Regions from separate parts of the Homo sapiens genome. Here region 1 is linked to region 2. A link is a contact called in ENCODE Hi-C or POLR2A ChIA-PET data. All regions are on one chromosome and are shown on one strand. The core of a region is the stretch at or near the end of the contact, and the rest is flanking DNA. Distances in the headings are between cores, read along the strand shown.

Region 1 (5,692 bases), core at 2,700-5,199, 190 kb after region 2:
AGAAAGAGAGAGAGAGAGAGGAGGAGGAGAAGGAAGGAAGGAAGGAAGGAGAGAGAGAGGGAAGGAAGGAAGAAAGGAAGAGAGAGGGAGAAAGAAAGAGAGAGAGAAAGGAAGGAAGGAAGGAGAAGAGGAGGAAGGAAGGAAGGAGAGAGGGAAGGAAGGAAGGAAGGAAAAGAGAAAGAAAGAGAGATGAAGGAAGGAAGGAAGGAAAAGAGAAAGAAAGAGAGAGGAAGGAAGGAAAGGAAGGAAGGAGAAGAGGAGGAGGAAGGAAGGAGAAGAGGAGGAGGAAGGAAGGAAAGGAAGGAAGGAGAAGAGGAGGAGGAAGGAAGGAAGGAGAGAGAGAGGGAAGGAAGGAACGAAGGAAGGAAGGAAGGGGGAGGGAGGGAGGGGAGGAAGAGGAGGAGGAGGAAGGATCTCTCACATCTACCTTCAAAAATGTCTTCTATTTGGAGGCACTGGAAATAACAAGAATAACTGTAGAAAAAACATTCATATGTTCCTGTGAGATGCAAACTATATTCAATGTTCCAGTCCCTATTGCTGTCATACAAACTACTCAACACTTAAGACAAAAACAAACCAATTTTTTTTTTTTACTATACCCACATAATATGTGGGTCAGGAATTCAGAAAAGGACAGCTTATCTTTGTGGTACAATCTGAGCTGTCAGCTGGGAAGACTTGAAGCCTGGGGGTGACTTGACAACAGGAGATTGGAATCTTCCGAAGACTCACTCACATGTCTGGTGGTCAATACTGACTGTTGGCTGGGTCTTCAGCTGGGGCAATCAACTGGAACACCAGTTATAGCTGAGTGGTTTTCTCAACCAGCTCCCTGTCTATAGTAATAAAGGGGGAGTCCAAAGGTCTCAGACTTTCATTTGTACTGTTTCTGTTCCTTTCTGTGCAAGTTAATATGATTCTTTTAAAAACTTTGTGAACTATTGGCATATTAACTTATAATTTATCCCATTAGACAAACAGCCACAGCTGCAAATCTCTCTGAGCTAAGTCTTTCTCCACCTTGGGCTCCCTGTAAGGCTGTTATGGAACAGTGACCTTAAGATTCCTATAAGTCCTATTTTTAAATAGAGAGGGAGGCAAGCTCCCAATTGCCTCTCTGTAGTGAAAACAGAGTGAATCCTGGAGGAACAATGAGGCAGGGAAGCTGAACCTGGCATTTTCATTCAAAGTCAAAAGCTACAAGGAGGGTTGCAAGTGGTGCCTCTACTGGCAGAAGTCAAAGTCAAGCCCTCTCTGGAGGAAGGGTCACCAAGTCAGACCCATAGGACTCACATCTCTTTAAGCTCAAGTGATGAACCAGTGAAGATGACCAAGCACACAAGAAGTCAAACCACTAGTGACAACAGATTTAGACACCCAAGAATTGCAAATTACGGAATTGTCAGATTTTAAAAAAATAATTGTTATGAATGAAATCTTAAATGAAATAAAATATTTGCTGCAATAGCAAAAATGAGCATACAAGAAACCACCAGCAGTGAACAATCTTAAAATACTACTCCAACTCCTGACCTCAAGTGATCTGTCCACCTCAGCCTCTCAAAGTGCTGGGATTACAGGCGTGAGCCACCATGCCTGGCCAGCCTGGTCAACATGGTGAAACCCCATCTCTACTAAAAATACAAAAATTAGCTGGGTGTGGTGGTGCGTGCCTGTAGTCCCAGCTACTCGGGAAGCTGAGGCAGGAGAATCGCTTGAACCCGGGAGGCAGAGATTGCAGTGAGCCGAGATAGCACCATTGCACTCCAGCCTGGGAAACAGAGCAAGACTCCGTCTCAAAAAAAACCCAAAAAAACAAAACAAACACACAACAACAAAAAAACAAAACTACTCCACAAGTTGCTTATTAACTTTAAAAAGGAGTGAATAAAAGGTATCTCCAAATGGAGAAATCTGGTGGAACCGACCTCACTATGTGATCAAAGTGAACATCAGTGTTGTAACTCTGTGCTATGTTGTGCCTGCTGTGGTGATGCATGGAGAGGGGCACAGTGTCATATATGCAGTATTCCTGCCCCAAATGTTTAATTGGAATCCAAGAATGAGGAAACACTTCGATTAATCTATATTGAGGGACATTTTACAAAACAGTTCAAGAGTGGCTTGAACTCTTCAAAAATGTCAAGGTGAGGCTGGGCACAGTGGCTCACACCTGTAAACCCAGCACTTCAGGAGGCTGAGGCAGGTGGATCATCTGAAGTCAGGAGTTCGAGGCCAGCCTGGCCAACATGATGAAATCCTGTCTCTACTAAAACTATAGAAATTAGCCGGTCATGATGGCGTGCACCTGTAGTCCCATCTAGTCAGGAGGCTGAGGCAGAAGAATCACTTGAACCAAGGAAGTGGAGGTTGCAGTGAGCCAAGATCAGGCCACTGCATTCCAGCCTGGGTGACAGAGCGAGACTCAATTGCAAAAGATTAAAAAAAAAAAAGTTACGGAGATAAGAAATTTGTTTTTAAAGAGGGGCTCAGGACTATTCCAGATTTTTTTTTTTTTTTTTTTTTTGAGACAGAATCTTGCTCTGTTGCCAGGCTGGAGGGCAGTGGCACAATCTCCTTTCACTGCGACCTCCGCCTCCCGGATTCAAGCGATTCTCCTGCCTCAGGCTGCCGAGTAGCTGGGACTACAGGTGCCCGCCACCACGCCTGGCTGATTTTTGTATTTTTGGTAGAGATGGGGTTTCACCATATTGGCCAGGATGATCTTGATCTCTTGACCTCGTGATCCGCCCGCCTCGGCCTCCCAAAGTACTGGGATTACAAGCATGAGCCACGGCGCCATGCCTTGTTCTAGATTTGTAAAAACTAAACAAATAGAACAGCTAATGGAATGAATGATTATTGATTCTATCCTGGATTGAAAAATAAGAAAAAACATTTTTAAAAATATTACTGTTGGAACAATTGGGAGACATCAGAATTTGGCCTATACATCAAATAATATTATGTTTTCAATGTTAGATTTCCTGAATGTGATACTTGTATTGTTGCTATGTTGGAGAATGTCCTTGTTCTTAGAAGACATGTGTTAAGATATTTAGGTAACAGTAATTGAATTCTCTGTGAAATGAATTCTTAAATGGCTTATCAAAAAAATATTTGTGTGAACATGCAAGTGTGTGGAGAGAAAGAGAAAAAGCAAATGTGGTAAAATGTTAACAATTAGTAAATCTAGATAAAGGGTAAATGAACATCATTGTGCTATTCTTGTAACTTTTCTGTAGGTCTGAATTTTTTTAAAGAAAGAAAAGTTTGGGGAAATATTAACCACTACAAAGCAAAAGTAGAGTGTATCCAGTTAACTATTAGTATCAACACTCCCACAGATATGTTGGGGCCATTCCTTTCTGCAGGCCAAGGCGGAGCTCAGCCACTCCAGACAAGGCACATGGAGATGAGGTCACTTTGCCAAGGTCACAAACACCATCACTACATTGCCAGAACTTCCCTACCCGCATGAAAATATCTCCTTGACCTTGGCTGAATTGGAAAATTTATATAAAGGATTCTGCTCCCTTTTATATCATTAACTAATCTGTTGTACAGATTAAAAGATTAGAACACACAAAAACATAAAACGAAATAAATTTAGGCATGCTAGAGTGGAGAGATTCAAGTTGATGCTCTCTGGCATTTTTCTTTCATTCCTTTGATGTTGTTTTAAAACTGTTTGGCCAGAGAGAAGGAGAGAGGGCAAGAAAAGAAATTAGTGCTGCTATGAATAACTGCAATCAACCACCAATTTAGGGAGTCACTGGAGTAGAACACTTCTCAGATGTCAGTGTTTCTCAGCTACACATTGTCCTTTCCTTCGATTATCACTGGCATGTCACCATATTCTGCAAATCTCAGCACCACTGCACCTCCGGCCCACTGGTCACTCATGCTTAAAAGCATGCGGCTGGGGGAGTAGACTGGGGGGACGGCCTCAGCCAGACCACTGTGGAGCCAAAAGAGTGCGTAGGGCTCTGTAGTTCTACTGGCTCAAAAGAATTATCTGTACTTGCATGGCCTTGAGGAGAGACAGGACTGTTGGAGACAGATAAGATTATTTTCTTTTTCCCTCTCTCCAGTGAACCAAACACAATTCCCATTCTGGCTTCCCAGACTCAGGGCTCATGTTTGAGCTTTTCTTTTCTCACTTCTCTTGGTCAGAGGTGATCACTTTTGCAGCTCATGACACATGTGTGATTTTATGTACAATACCTTAAATAGCACTTTTAGAAAATCTGTTTTCTGGCTGGGGGCGGTGGCTCATGCCTGTAATCCCAGCACTTTGGGAGGCTGAGGCAGGTGGATCACTTGAGGTCAGGAGTTCGAGACCAACCTGGCCAACATGGTGAAACCTCGTCTATACTAAAAATACAAAAATTAGCCAAGCGTGGGGGCGCACGTCTGTAATCCCAGCTGCTTGGGAGGCAGAAGCAGGAGCATCACTTGAACCTGGGAGGCGGAGGTTGCAGTGAGCTGAGATTGCGCCACTGCACTCCAGCCTGGGTGACAGAGTGAGATGAAAGAAAGACAGCAAGAAAGACAAGAAAGAAAGAAAGAAAGAAAGAAAGAAAGAAAGAAAGAAAGAAAGAAAGAAAGAAAGAAAGAAAGAAAGAAAGAGAGAGAGAGAGAGAAAGAAAGAAAGAGAAAGAAAGAAAGAAAGAAAGAAAGAAAGAAAGAAAGAAAGAAAGAAAGAAAGAAAGAAAGAAAGAAAGAAAGAAAAGGAAGGAAAGAAAGAAAGAAAGATCTGTTTTCTGGTTAGCCTAAAATGGCTTGTTCTGGAGGAGATACTGACTGTCCCAAGAAACAAAGCCTGCTACGTGCTGAGATTTTGTAACTCCAAGTTCTTCTCAGAAGCAACTTGTAGACTGCATAGGGTTGCATGGACTATTGTCAGGACTCCCCTTTCAGGAAAACCATATTGCAGGGAGGACTGTGGGATGGTGAGTGTTAATGAAGGGCCTAGAAAGCTGAACTGGTAGAGAGATTCGTGACTGATAAGAGATGATGGGGTTTTGTGCGTTAACACAGAGATACTACGGTACTTCTCTTTCTGCTTCTGTCTCCGGGAGATAAGTTAGGCACAAAAATGACCCAAAAAAGCATTCTACTCATCTCTTCCCACCTCTTCCCTGCACAATCATCCCTCTGGTAGCACAGGAGCTAAAACCAAGTCACAGCTACCACAATAAAGGGACTTAAGCACTCAGTGAATGCGTAGCCGAACTCTGGCTAAGGTTAACTTGTTTCCATTCACTAAGTCAGATTAAGAAGAAAAATAAATCAAAGTTATCCTTATAATCACATATTAATTCTAAAAATAATTGTATTTTCACCCCCTACAGCGTGCTAGGTAGGTTTGGAGATGCAAAAATAAATAGCCCACAGCCCCTTCTCTCAGGTCGCTTGTCGTAGAATAGAGATGAGCCTTCCTGAAACCAGGGTAGTAGAACCACTAGAAAAGGAGAAAAAGACAATCTGGAAAGACAGGATAAATCATGAGGCAGCATCCAGCAAACATGGGAAGAGAGAGGGTCTGTACCCAGGGACTGGAAAAGGGACATCTCTTCCACAGAGACACAAGGGAAAGAGGAGATAGTAGATCATTTTCACAGTGCAACAAGGTCACCACCATTATAACTCTTAGTTTGTAATGAAACTAGTTTGAGCCATGATG
Region 2 (6,059 bases), core at 3,112-5,611:
CTAAATCAAGCCATTTGTTTGATGTTATAAGAACCTTATTCACTCCCCATCACTCCATTTCCTGAAACCTTCATGGCATTTTGCTTATACTGATACTTAACCTTTTGTTTATGTTTAAGACACGTATCATGCTCTAATCTGATTAGGGTGCACTTGTTTGCCGGCTTTATTGCAAGCCTAATGCTATTCTTGGGACATTATAGGTGTTCAATAAGCATTTGGAAAATGACAATTGAGGCAGTAATCACTTCCATTTGTAGACCATTAAGCACTGAGAATAAGTACTATTACCTCTAAAATTGTAATGTAATTGAATGAGAAAATACAAATTGATCTATAATAACTCAATTACATAGACCTTTGGGGATAATGTTTGTTGCATGTGCCTCTATTACCAATGCAAAGAAATAATTATACCTCTTTAAAACCATACTTAGGTTAAGTCAGGCAAAACAGCAATTCAGTCTCACCAACTGATCCACTAGCATTAGCTACAAAACTGCCCTTTGAATCAAATGTTCTTAAGACAGCTGAGGATCAGGGAGATACCAAAACAACATTGTAAATTTTCAGTCTTGCTCATGCACAAAGAAAACTCTCTATAAATAACTCCCACAGATAAAATTCAAACTCTGCAGGCATTGGGGAAAAGTCAGGGGATTATCTAAATTGACTTCCTGGGTGCAAATCTGGGGGAGATAGGAGATTTGAGATCAGCCCCACTGGTTGGAAATTTCCCTAAGCTATGACATATGAGTCCTGATTTGGTCTTGGGATGCTTCACTGAGGGCGGTTGCAATTTATTGTGCTCTAGACACCAATAGTGGCTAATAGAGGAACAGGGAATCTGAGCACAGGTAGCAGTGTGGGAAGGGTGGGAAGGACCTTTACCAAGATGTAATTAAATGTAATTAAATAGCTGAGTATCCACTCTTAAAGCATTTTACCCTAGTTGCAAGCTAAAAGTTAGCCTGAAACATTTTCAGTGGATGCAGAGTAACAGCCTCTTCTTGCACTGGCATCACCTTGTGAGAACTGGGACCCATGGAACCAGGTGACAGGGGAACACGCAGTGGGTTGTATTACAGGAAAAGAACACTGAGTTTAGGGAATCTAAATCTTTTCTAACTGGTCACTAAGCTTTCCTGGTCTTTGCTCTGGAGTGAGACACTCTCTCCACTTTCCAGGGTGTTTACTATACAAATGGACTAGAAGAGATCATCGGCAACAAAGTCTATGTCTCTGTTCACACAAAAGGCAGAAATGTGAGACTCATGGAGAAATCTCTCCCAACACATGGATCTTATCTTCTAAATGGCAAAGATAAATATATGATTGAATGAATCAATGCATACATGTGTGAAGTTAGATAGTAATTAATGATTAAAAAAACAGTTTGGGCATGAAGATTGATAAGAAAAGCTGTTTTCAATAGGTTTGTCAGGGAAGGCTTTTAGGAGCAGGTAACAGTTGAGCAGAGATCTGAATAAACTGAGGAATACAGACATGTAAATATTTGCCCAAAGAGCATTATAGGCTTAAAGAACAACTCATGTTAAGGCCAAATGCAGGATAAGAATGTCTGATGTACAGTAAGAAACCCAGTGTGGATTGAGCAAAAGGGTGAGTAGGAGGCAATGAGGTTGGAGAGTGGGTTAGGAACCAGATCATGCCCTATGCCCAGATTGGCCCTATTATGCCAAGGGAAGAATCTTCATTAGATTCTAAGTTTGATAGGTTGCATTTTATAAATAAATAAATGAGCCTGGGCAGCTGACCCAGGATCTCAAGCTGGGCTAAAGTCGCTAAACAATGAGAGGCCCCAGGTTCCCCAAGAGAAGCACACAACTGGGACACGGTGAAGTAACACAATTGCTTTGTCATTCACCACTCTTTCTCTAGTTCTAGCTCTCCCATACCCTGTCTATTCCCCAGCTTCCATCTATCCATTTTTTTCTCCTAACTTCTAGTTCATTCTCTTTACACATTTCTTGTCTTGATAGCTCCTTGCTGCAATTCCCATTTCTCAAGTCTCCTGTCTTACTGCCCTTCCACCCCATCGTCAGCACATGAAAGCCTCTTTTCTCTCTCCTTACCTTTGCATCTCCCTGTGATGATGGTCTCCCTCATTCTCAGAAGCCCCATGGTTGGTGCATCTCTTATCAAGGAGCCGTGAGAAAAGAGAATAGGCTTCCCTCCTTCACATGCTCAGGTAGGGGTTAAATGCCTTTTGCTTTTCAGGCTGAGGTCAGAACATGGTGCCCCATGGATATTGGGGGAAGGGAAGAAGCAGCTAAATTCCCAGCCACACCATGGTAGAAAGGACCTATTTTCCCCAGTCCCCATGGCAAGAGCCATGCCAGCACTTACAAACAGTGTCTGGCACATGGTAGGTGCTCTGCAAACGTTTGTGAATATAATGAATGTGCTATTATAATTATCATAGTTGTCTTGGAGTATATGGGGTGAACATTTACACCTTAATTAGGAAGTATCTCAAAGCTGTTTATTTTTTTATGGCCTCAAGGAGAAAAGTCATTTGTTTGATTTTGTTTTTTACAGGCAATGATTACCATAGCAGCATAGAACCCAGTTTCTGTGTTCTTACCACCAAACCGTAGAACTTGTGATAGACAAGATATAAACAGCATCATCTCAGATGACATTTTGAGACAAAAACAACAAAGTAGTGCATTGGGAGATCCAAAACAAATGGCAAGTCAGTTTACATCTCTAAAAGTTGGCTGCAGTAAATTCTCCTTTTTTCTGACTTCCATTACAATTTTAAACACGTCTTCCCTCCCATGCATTTCTTCCCACTATGTCACCACCTGCCATTAACCTGTCACTGGGACTGGCAGGCTGAGGTCAGTTATGCTCCTTTATCAAACAACCCTCGAGGTCCTTCTAGGTGCAAAGAATTGTGCTAGGTTCTGGCACTCAGACCTGCTGCACACCTGCAGAGAGCCAAAGGGTAGTGGAGGAACAAACTTGTACAGATAAGCACGGTCCAGGGTTGCAGGCCTGCGATGGGGACCCTCATGGGGTGCAACGAATGCCCAGAGGATGGGGGATCAGTTGTCCATAAAGGTGAAGAGTAGAGCTGGGAAAAGAGCCAGAAAGGGATTTATGGAGTGTGTGACACTTTAGTGAGCTGCATTCTGAAGGAGAGGTGTTTCCTAGGTGGAAAGGTGCAAAAGCAGAGATAGGCAAGACTTAGCTTCCTCAGGGAATTACAAGCAATTCAGTATGGCGGCAGTGAGGAGATGGGCCCAGAAAGAGATGAGGCTGTAGAATTAATCAGCTGGGAAGCTGGAAAGCACTTCTGCAGATGTTCATGGAAGAATTGTGTAATGCTACTGTCCTGGAAGAGCTTACCAAGTACATTGCTTGTCTTTCTTATTTGGCTACACTGAACTTTAAAAGAAGGAGTTAACATCTCCATTGGAGGAATGTACAGGTACTACATATGTAGATGTGTACATATGTGCACGAAAGCCCACCCATGGCTGCACCCCACCCAAACATTATAGGAAGTCAGTAGTTGTTATTTCTTCAGAAAATAGAGTTCCCCCAAAAAGATTTTACATTTTTTAATAAAGTTTGCTGAAGATTTTTTTCATTACAAAAGTTAACACACTTTTTTAGTTATAGAAAGGTAGAAAAAGAAAGTTAAACCAAAATAGAACAGAGAGAAATAAACATATTTATATTTCCCAAAGAAAGTTATTAATATTTTGATAATTTCCTTCTAGCCTTTTGTCCTATGCACAAGTTTAATTTGTTTATTTGTTAACCAAAGTATTAAGTCTGAATAGACTATAAAGAAGGAAATAGTTCATGGGATTTTACTTCAAATATATATAGATAGTCATAAAGATCATTCAGCAATATTTATTAATTTTCTATTATGTGTCAGACACAGTGCTAAGTGCTGCAATAAAGCAATAAACACAGTAGGCATAGTGACTACCCATGCAAATTCCCGTGGCAATGGGAAGGACAGGAAATAAAAGAGGTGTCATGGGGACAGGAAAGGCTGGCAAAACTTTTGGCTCCCTCAGCAGAAACTCCCCAATACCACTCTGCCCCTTCCCTTCATAGTTATGAAGTCACTGAGTGCTGGCATTGGAAGGGCCTTTGAGCTCTCATAGTCCAAATAATAGTGTTTCTTGGTTGAAACAAATAGGACTCTTTAAGCCTGGCTTTTTCTCCCCTAATTCCTGGAGCATTATTGCCTTCATTAAGCTACCCCTCCTCTGGTAGCCAGTGCTTCTTCCCCCCCTGCTACCTGCCCCCTGCCACTGAGGCAGCCCAAAGAACAGGAAACCGGAGGTGGCCCTGCCAGAGCTGTCAATAGCAGCAGGCATCTTCCTTCCTGCCACAGGGGTGATAAGACACAAGGCCAAGGGGAGGGAGCCCCTCTCGGCTGAACACTCCATGTGTTGTCCTTTGCCTTAGAAAAACCTTCACTCTTCCTACCCCACCAAAGTAGCCAGTCACCACCAGCATGGAAAACAAATAAATAAGCTAAGCAAGGTCACAGTTATTTCTGCTGTTGTGAGATCCAGCGTCACATGTAAAAAGAGTTGGTGGTTTCTAATCCCCCACTGCCCAACACAAATCATATTTCCCTCCTCAGGCAGTACGTCTCAAATTGCAGCTTTATAAAGCCATATCTTTGAGTCAAGGGACTTTAGTTTCTATATATCTCATGCCTAAATGAACTAAATATTCACTACATAAACCACCCTTACACCATGATTAGTAATGGATCACATCATGGTAATGTACTCACACCAGATTCCGCTGCAGCCTGTTAAGCATCATTATGACACACTGGCTGGTCAGTGTTGGATAATTTAGGGATAGGCCCATGTTAAGGACCAGGTAGCCTTGGTTGTGTTATCACAATGGAGCCTCAGAAGCCTGAGACAGCAAGAGGGCCAGGAAGTCTGAAGTGTTTGAGGAGAAATGTTCCAAAAGGAAACTTTCCTTACTTCATCTATTTTGCACCACACACGTCCTGACACATCAAGGGTATTCTCACAGTAACTGGCAATTCTATGAACTTTAGAATCCATTCAGGCAATCACATGTCTCTGTCAGCTGTACTAAATGTCTTTGAAGCTGGGAAATTCCTTTGACTCTGGTTAAATATTACATAAAACATGCCTGCTTTGAATGGGCAAACCATAAACTGTACAATAAAGTGTGGGAGAAAGAAATTTGGGCTTGGAGCCATAAGATATGAGTTTGAGTCCTTTCTAGTGGTCTGACCTTGAGTAATCACTGCTCTCTAGATTTTAATATCATTCATAATTGTGCTCTACTGTAATCTCTTATATAAAATATTTCCTGGCCTCTCTTTTCTACCAGGCCCTAGACAGAATTAATTATATATATAGATATATATGTGTGTGTATATATATGTATGTGTGTATATATATATATAAAACAGATATATATGTTTTATTTACATATTTAAAGCATACATTTATATATTTAAAATACATTAAAATATATATACTTTATAATAAAAATATATACATTTACATATATTTAAAATATATAAATATATATACATTTTATAATATAAAGTTTATTTTATATTATGTGTATAATTAAAATGTATTTTAATATAAATTTTAAAAAATGTATAAGCATGTTGTATATAATTTTTCATCTCCCTCACTAAACTTGATTGCTGCAGGATTCATGTCTTTGATTCCATGGTATTACTCTGACTGAACTACAATACAAAGGGCATAATAAGCACTTCTCAAGCACTCTTAGGAGGCTCAAAGGTGATAGTACTCAAACAAGTATTTCATAAACTATAAGCCTCCATGTGATTGTAAGATGTGGTCATTATTTGCATAGCAATATTATTTCTCAGTGTAGCACATTTCATAAAAATCCAGGAACTAAAGCAAAGAAAACAAGAAGCAGTCAACAGTGATTAACTCTGGGGGTGGGATTGGGAGGTAATAGGGAAGTTGAAGAACAGGGGAGGGGAGGGGAGACGAGGACAGGAGATGTCATATTCTTAATTTGTA

What was found. Hi-C counts contacts between places; a loop is a spot of excess contacts on that map. ChIA-PET counts read pairs that join two places held with the same protein, here RNA polymerase II (POLR2A). Pooled maps may share reads with other maps.
Region 1: a loop to region 2 is called in a pooled map, with 5 times the contacts of the local background. The contact joins two enhancer-like sites. A Hi-C loop is called at or near these places in 3 of 37 single-sample maps with no recorded cell type and 3 of 50 pooled maps. POLR2A ChIA-PET finds 5 or more read pairs at or near these places in 2 of 52 experiments (H1 and activated CD4-positive, alpha-beta T cell).

What each region holds. Positions count from the first base shown.
Region 1 is chr1:169,024,307-169,029,998 of GRCh38, forward strand. The region is part of intron 3 of LINC00970 (long intergenic non-protein coding RNA 970); the gene reads right to left. Among named protein-coding and RNA genes, the nearest start is that of LINC00970, 60 kb to the right of the region's middle. RefSeq lists an enhancer at 627-686. Within about 2 kb of position 3,950, at least 4 of the 41 ENCODE cell types and tissues checked have a DNase peak (open chromatin) inside an H3K27ac peak, as active enhancers do.
Region 2 is chr1:168,829,533-168,835,591 of GRCh38, forward strand. No RefSeq gene overlaps it. Among named protein-coding and RNA genes, the nearest start is that of LINC00626, 46 kb to the left of the region's middle. Within about 2 kb of position 4,362, at least 4 of the 41 ENCODE cell types and tissues checked have a DNase peak (open chromatin) inside an H3K27ac peak, as active enhancers do.